Linked DNA regions of Homo sapiens: region 1 is linked to region 2. Evidence: chromatin contacts called from ENCODE Hi-C or POLR2A ChIA-PET data. All regions are on one chromosome and are shown on one strand. Each heading gives the region's core, a stretch centred on a gene start or an enhancer-like site at or near the end of the contact. The rest is flanking DNA. Distances are from core to core; before and after follow the strand shown. Region 1 overlaps BRD4 (bromodomain containing 4). Region 2 holds the start of EPHX3 (epoxide hydrolase 3).

What was found. Hi-C counts contacts between places; a loop is a spot of excess contacts on that map. ChIA-PET counts read pairs that join two places held with the same protein, here RNA polymerase II (POLR2A). Pooled maps may share reads with other maps.
Region 1: a pooled map shows a loop between it and region 2 (2.4-fold over the local background). The contact joins the enhancer-like site here to the promoter of EPHX3 in region 2. A Hi-C loop is called at or near these places in 1 of 168 maps with a recorded cell type or tissue (G401), 2 of 37 single-sample maps with no recorded cell type and 6 of 50 pooled maps. POLR2A ChIA-PET finds 5 or more read pairs at or near these places in 9 of 52 experiments (BJ, GM10248, H1 and 4 more).

What each region holds. Positions count from the first base shown.
Region 1 is chr19:15,284,963-15,287,941 of GRCh38, forward strand. The region is part of intron 1 of BRD4 (bromodomain containing 4); the gene reads right to left. Among named protein-coding and RNA genes, the nearest start is that of BRD4, 46 kb to the right of the region's middle. RefSeq lists an enhancer at 1,179-1,228. Within about 2 kb of position 1,454, at least 5 of the 41 ENCODE cell types and tissues checked have a DNase peak (open chromatin) inside an H3K27ac peak, as active enhancers do.
Region 2 is chr19:15,230,484-15,233,861 of GRCh38, forward strand. It overlaps EPHX3 (epoxide hydrolase 3), which reads right to left and starts at 1,965. Exons shown (of 7, transcript NM_024794.3): 1 at 1,486-1,965; 2 at 1,293-1,378; 3 at 756-913; 4 at 479-607. The coding sequence starts at 1,728. RefSeq lists an enhancer at 1,715-2,216 and a silencer at 2,555-2,714.

The DNA.
Region 1 (2,979 bases), core at 204-2,703, 54 kb after region 2:
GTGCTGGAGAGAAAAGACACAGAGCATGCCTCATCTCCTCACTGTGCACACCCTTCCTCCTCTCTCCAGCCCCTGCAGGCAGCAGCCACTCACAGAGCAGCCCTGGGTGCTGTGCCACAAGGGAGCCTTGGATGCAGCCAAGTTGGCATCTTGCAGACTCAAGAGTCCATCACACAACCTAAGTTCACTCCCCTGCAGATGTGGCCAGCTTGTCCTCTGAGTCCACTGAGGAGTAACAGCCACTTAACTGGTAAGGAATTTTCAGACCAATAGAAACCAAAACCCAGGGCAGCGACTATCACACTCGTATGGAACCTGTGGCAGTCCCTAGGAACGCCTCACCACCTTTCTACTAAAAATCTGATTAAGTTCAGGAGTTCAGGCCCAGCCTGGGCAACATGGCAAAACCGTGTCTCTACCAAAAATACAAAAGATTAGCCAGGCTTGGTGGTGCACGCCTGTGGTCCCAGCTACTCTGCCCAGCTCCAGCTACTTGGGAGGCCAAGGAGGGAGGATCGCTTGAGCCTGGGAGACAGAGGTTGCTGTGAGCCGAAATCACACCACTGCACTCCAACTTGGGTGACAGAGTGAGACCCCATCTCAAAAAAAGAAAAAAAAATCTAAGGATGTAGAAATAAGGTGCATCACACATAAATAAAGCCTTAGACTAGGGTCTAGCATACAGAATGAAAAAATTTTAAAAAGTGCACATCCCTGAGTAGAAAAGAGATGGCAAGATAACATAAAACTTTGGCTAATTTTTATTACTACTTTTTACATTTGTTTTTCCCAACTCCCTGAAATACCATCAACATAGTTATCAATCAGGAACTAAAGGGAAAAAATACTTTAAGGAGGACTTAAATGGCCAGGGGTGGGTGGGGGCACGAAGCACAGCAGGAGAGACACCTGGCTTAGTTAGGATGGTGCCCACTCTGAGTTTAGTAACTGCTTTAGGAGGCGTGTGTGAGGAGAGCCAGAGAGCAACATGCTGGCAGCATGAGACCCACTGGCCTTCCCTAGCTCCCTAAGTTATTCCCAGGTTCTCCCAGATGCCATGCTAGGCTTGCCTCGTCCAGGGAGGGAGCCACCTCAAGGAGGTGCCCCATTACCCTCTCCTAAGTCCCAATACCCTCCCACCAATTCTTCCCACGCCTCTGTCCTATGGACCTAAGGCCAAAAGCCAGACAAAGGGGGACAAAGGTCTTTCCTCAGGTATCCAGTAACACAAATCAGTCCAGTCCCCTCCACCCCGAGCAGATGAGAAAAGGAGCATAGCCCCTCCCCTGCACCGGCCTAACATGGAGGAGCCAACACAGTGCTGCAGCAAGACCATAATCAGGCACCGTGGTACTCACAGGCTGGAGGCCTTATTAGCACAGAAGACGAGAAAGAGACTTCAGCAGCAGAGACAGGGAAGTAATAGGGACATCAGGTGGAGGGCATGGGAGAGGAAGGTGGCTGCTGCACGGAGGAAGTGAAACTCCATACTTGCACATCTGCGCATGTCCAACAGAAATACAATGTGGCTACTCATGCCATTTTAAAATTTCTAGGAGCCACATTAACAGAGAAAGCAGGTATGCTTACCCAAAATACCATTTCGACATATAAACGTGTAACATTTTTTTCCTTACTAAATCTGTGAAATCTAAGTGTGCATGCCCCACAGTCACAGCACAATTCAGGTGCTAAATTTTCACCCAAAATATGTGATCTGTATTTAGATTCCATAAAACTTGCAGCTGAAAAAGTAGATTCACATACCCGAGGTGTCCCCAACATATCTGGATGTTTTTCACTAACTAAACTGAGCATCAGCTTTGAAAATTAATTAGAATTTGATTAAAGTAAAAATTCATTTCCTCGGTAGCACTAGCCACATTTTTTGATGCTCAAGAGCCACGTGGGGTTAGTGCTGACCTCACTGTGAAAATCTAAGAGGTTTCACTGGCTAGGAGGCCAAGGGCAGGCATTTTAGGAACTCTGCTCTGGGGCCACAGGGATGGGGAATACTACACATTCAGGCTGGTTAGACCCCAGTCAGTTTCCACACCTACCACTTTTATCACCCACAGATCCACCTGTGCTTTAAATCAACCTGCTCAACTAAAATATATCTATTTAAAAGAAAACATTAACATAGCATTAGTATTAACACATCACCTGTGTGAATGGGGGAAACATATGGGAAATCTCAACACAGGATACAATCATTGTTGAGTTTCCTGTATGCAAAAAAATGTTTATGCGGTTTTAGAGGACAGTGCCTTTATTCTTTTTTTTTTTAAGACACAGTAAAAACTTTAATAATCTTATTTTTATTATGGTAAAATATATGTAACATAAAACTTACCACTTTAACCATTTTTTACTGTATAGTTTGGTGACATTAAGTGCATTCACGCTACTATGCAATCACTATCTAGCTCCAGAACTTTTTAATTTATGTATTTATTTTCTTTAAAGATGGGGTCTTGCTATGTTGCTCAGGCTGGTCTCAAACTCCTGGGCTCAAGCAATATTCCTGCCTCAGTCTCCCAAAGTGCTGGGACTACAGATGAGCCACCACAACTGGGCGTTTCAGAACGCTTTCACCTTGTAAAACAAACTCTGTAACCCATATATCCACTAAACACTAACTCCCAATCCCTGCCTCTGGCAACCACCATTCTACTTTCTGTCTCTGTGGAAGTGACTCCTATAGGTACCCAGCGTGAGTGAAACCACAAAGTATTTGTCTTTTTGTGGTTGTCGTATTTCACTTGGCATAACGTCTTCTAGGTTCATCCACATTGTAGCACCTCTGAATTTCTTTTTTTTTTTTGAGACAGTCTCCCTTTGTCGCCCAAGCTGGAGTGCAGTGGTACGATCTAGGCTCATTGCAACCTCCACCTCCTGGGTTCGGCGATTCTTGTGCCTCAGCCTCCCGAGTAGCTGGGACTACAGACACGTGCCACCACGTCTGGCTAATTTCTG
Region 2 (3,378 bases), core at 715-3,214:
TTTATTTATTTTTTGAGATGGAGTTTTGCTCTTGTTGCCTAGGCTGGAGTGCAATGGCATGATCTCAGCTCACTGCAACCTCCACCTCCCAGGTTCAAGAGATTCTCCTGCATCAGCCTCCCGAGTAGCTGGGATTACAGGCATGCACCACCAATGCCTGGCTAATTACATTTTTTTTTTTTTTTTGTAGAGACAGTTGGGGTCTTGCTATGTTGACCAGACTGGTCTTGAACTCCTGGCCTCAAGTGATCCTCCCACCTCAGCCTCCCGGAGGGCTGGGATTACAGGTGTGAGCCACTGGGTCTGGCGTGTCATTAATTTCCGAATGAGGAGTTCCACAACCGAAGGGACCTGGGTTGATTGCTGCACCCTCAGCCCCTGATGTGTTGACAGGTATACAGAGAATTGAAAACACAGACACATGTCCCTGCCCCCTTGCACATAAGTACATCCCAGTGTCCCGGACTCCCACACACACCTTGGTACACCGACATGGGGGCACCACTGACCACAACCATCCGCTCGACCAGGGATGGGTAGTAGATGGAGAAATGCCAGGCAAGGAGGGCACCCCAGTCATGGGCCACAAGGATGCACTTCGAGTAACCTGTGGGAATTCAAGGAGCTCGCATAAGTGAGGTGCCCAGTAGGACTGAAGCAGGGATGGGGGAAGTAGGTTCCAGCAAGGAGAAAGCGGGGGTATGCGTGTGTGCAGGATGAGGGAGGCCACGCCTAGGATGGGGGTATGTCTGCACCCAGGCCTAGGATGACATCTTTGATGTCCACCAGCAGCAGGTCGATTGTGTAGCAGTCCACATCCCGAGGTGCATCCGAGGGGCCATAGCCTCGCAAGTCCACAGCCACAACATGGAAGCGGCTCTGGAACTCCCGGAGCTGGTAACGCCAGGAGAACCTGCCAGGCGGGCGAGGGAGGGAGGCTGAGTCAGGGCCCTCAGGTTGCACCTGCACCCTACGCACATCAGCAACCATTGGCAAACCCTCCTTCCTGCTCTAAACTTCCCCTAAAAGGAGGATGGGGAATCCCAGGCAGAGGCAGAGGCTGAGGCTGAAGCCAGCTACACCCTGAATCCAGGGAACTTCAATCAACCTCAATACCCCTTTGTCCTGTCCCTTCAGGGCCTAGGGATCCTGGGTATGCTGGCTCAGTACCCCTATCCCCATCTATGTTCAGCTTGTCCCGATCTATACAGCCCTCCTCCCTGCCTCTTGGGAGCCCAAGCTCCACCTGCCCCCGAGTCCCGTGGGCCTCAGGCCCCTGGCCCCAGACGTACCAGTTCTCAGGGAAGCCGTGCAGAAACAGCATGAGGGGTCCGTTACCTCGTCCAGCCGAGACATAGTGCAGACGCAGGCCCGAGCTCTAGGGGGAGGGCACAGCCTGAAGCCTGGGGAACCCTCTCTCCCGAGGCTTGAACCGTCTCGACCCCACGCGACCCCGCAGCCCCGATAGCGCCCCCGTGCGATCACCTTGAGGTTCAGGAAACCGTGCTCACCCAGCGAGGGGTCGCTCAGGCAGGCGGGGGACGCGCTCCGACGGCGCCCGCAGCAGCCGCGCCGGGGCCGGCACAGCACGTGCGTGAGCGCTATGCAGCCGTAGACCGCCGCGGCCACCAGCGCCACCGAGAACACCAGGCTCCACATGAAGGCGCGCAGCAGCTTCAGCGACAGGCGCGACGGCGCCAGCAGCGCGGTCACCACCAGCTCCGGCATGTCGCCGCGCTCCGGGACCACGGCGGCGCTGCCGGCCAGGGGCACCTGCAGCAGCGGCGAAGCGGTGTCAGGGCTCAGGGGCCCATCGCCCTTGGCCTGGGGCCCCTCCGTGCCGTCGGGATTTGTGGGACGCGCTGAAGGAAGAGGCGGGCGGCTCCGACAGAAAACAGCCAGAGCGCACCACTCACCTGAGTGCCAGGTAAACACCTGGGCGCGACAGGGACAGGAAACAAGGGTAGGGTGCGGAGGCTGGGGAGGAAGAGGTTGGAAAGGGGGGAAATAAATGGGCGGGGCCTAGCAGGTCCTGTGCGGGGCTTAGGGCCGGGGCGGGGCCCAGGAAGACTCAGCAGCGGGTGGGTGAGGGTCTAAAGGCGGCAATTCCGGGCCGGGTGCGGTGGCTCACGCCTGTAATCCCAGCACTTTGGTAGGCCGAGGCGGGCGGATCACCTGAGATCAAGAGCTCGAGACCAGCCTGGGCAACGTGGTGAAACCCCGTCTCTACTAAAAATACAAAAATTAGCTGGGCGTGGTGGCGGGCGCCTGTAGTCCCAGCTACTTGGGAGGCTGAGGCAGGAGAATCGCTTGAACCCGGGACGTGGAGGTTGCAGTGAGCTGAGATCGCGCCACTGTACTCCAGCCTGGGTCACAACAGGGAAACTCCGTCTCAAAAAAGAAAAAAAAAAAAGGCAATTCCGAGCCCAGACAAACCTTAAGGAGGGGATCCTGGATCTTCAGTTAAGTGGGCGACACCTGGAGTGAGGGGCGGGGCATATGCAGAGTAGGTGCGGCCTACAAGCCAAAAAGGAGAAAGAGTTGGAATGGTGGGCCTGGCTTATGCGGGTGGGCGGGGAGAGGGTGGATCCTAGAGGAGGTGAGGCCTAACATTGGGCGAAGAAGGCGGGAGCCTGGGCCAATGAGCTGACGGTAGGCCGGGGAGGGGGCGGTGGGGTGGGGTGGGCAATGGGCAATGAGACGGAGGGCGGGGCCGGGACCTAATATGGCGGGTCAGGAGGGTCTGGAAGACGAAGAAGAGGGACAGGCAATGCCAGGTCTAGGACTAGGAGGGAGGCGCGGGCGGTATTAGCGGCTGGAGGAGGCTTCGGGAGGCCCGGCCGACGGCCGCCGCCTGGTGCTACCCACCCAGGGGCGCGCGACCCTCCCTTCGGTCTGGCTCCAAAGACCTAGCAGCACTGACTTCACCCAGCTGTGGTTCCAACGGCGGGTCCAGCGGCCTCGGCCCGGCGCCGTCCTCCTGCTGGCCCAACAGGCCCGCCAGCCCGCCCCTGTACGTCTGTGATTGGACGGCGGCGGCCACTGATGTTCAAGCGACAGGTCCTGGCCCGGGAGCCAATCTGCAGGTGTTGAGGCCCAGGCTCCGAGAGCGGGCCGAGGAGGCGTGGATACCCTGATTCCTAGGGGGCAGGCCTGGTTCCCCCGAGGAGGACCCGGCCTATGAATGACTGGAGTTCTGGGGTTCTGGCCGAAAGAGGAAGTGGGACAGGGCCGGGTGTGATGGGGCCTAGAGTCACAGAGCCTTGCGGCCCTGCTGTCCCTGCAAGAAGCCAGCTTCTGGCCAGGCGCGGTGGCTCACGCCTGTAATCCCAGCACTTTGGGAGGCCGAGGCGGGCGGATCACGAGGTCAGGAGATCG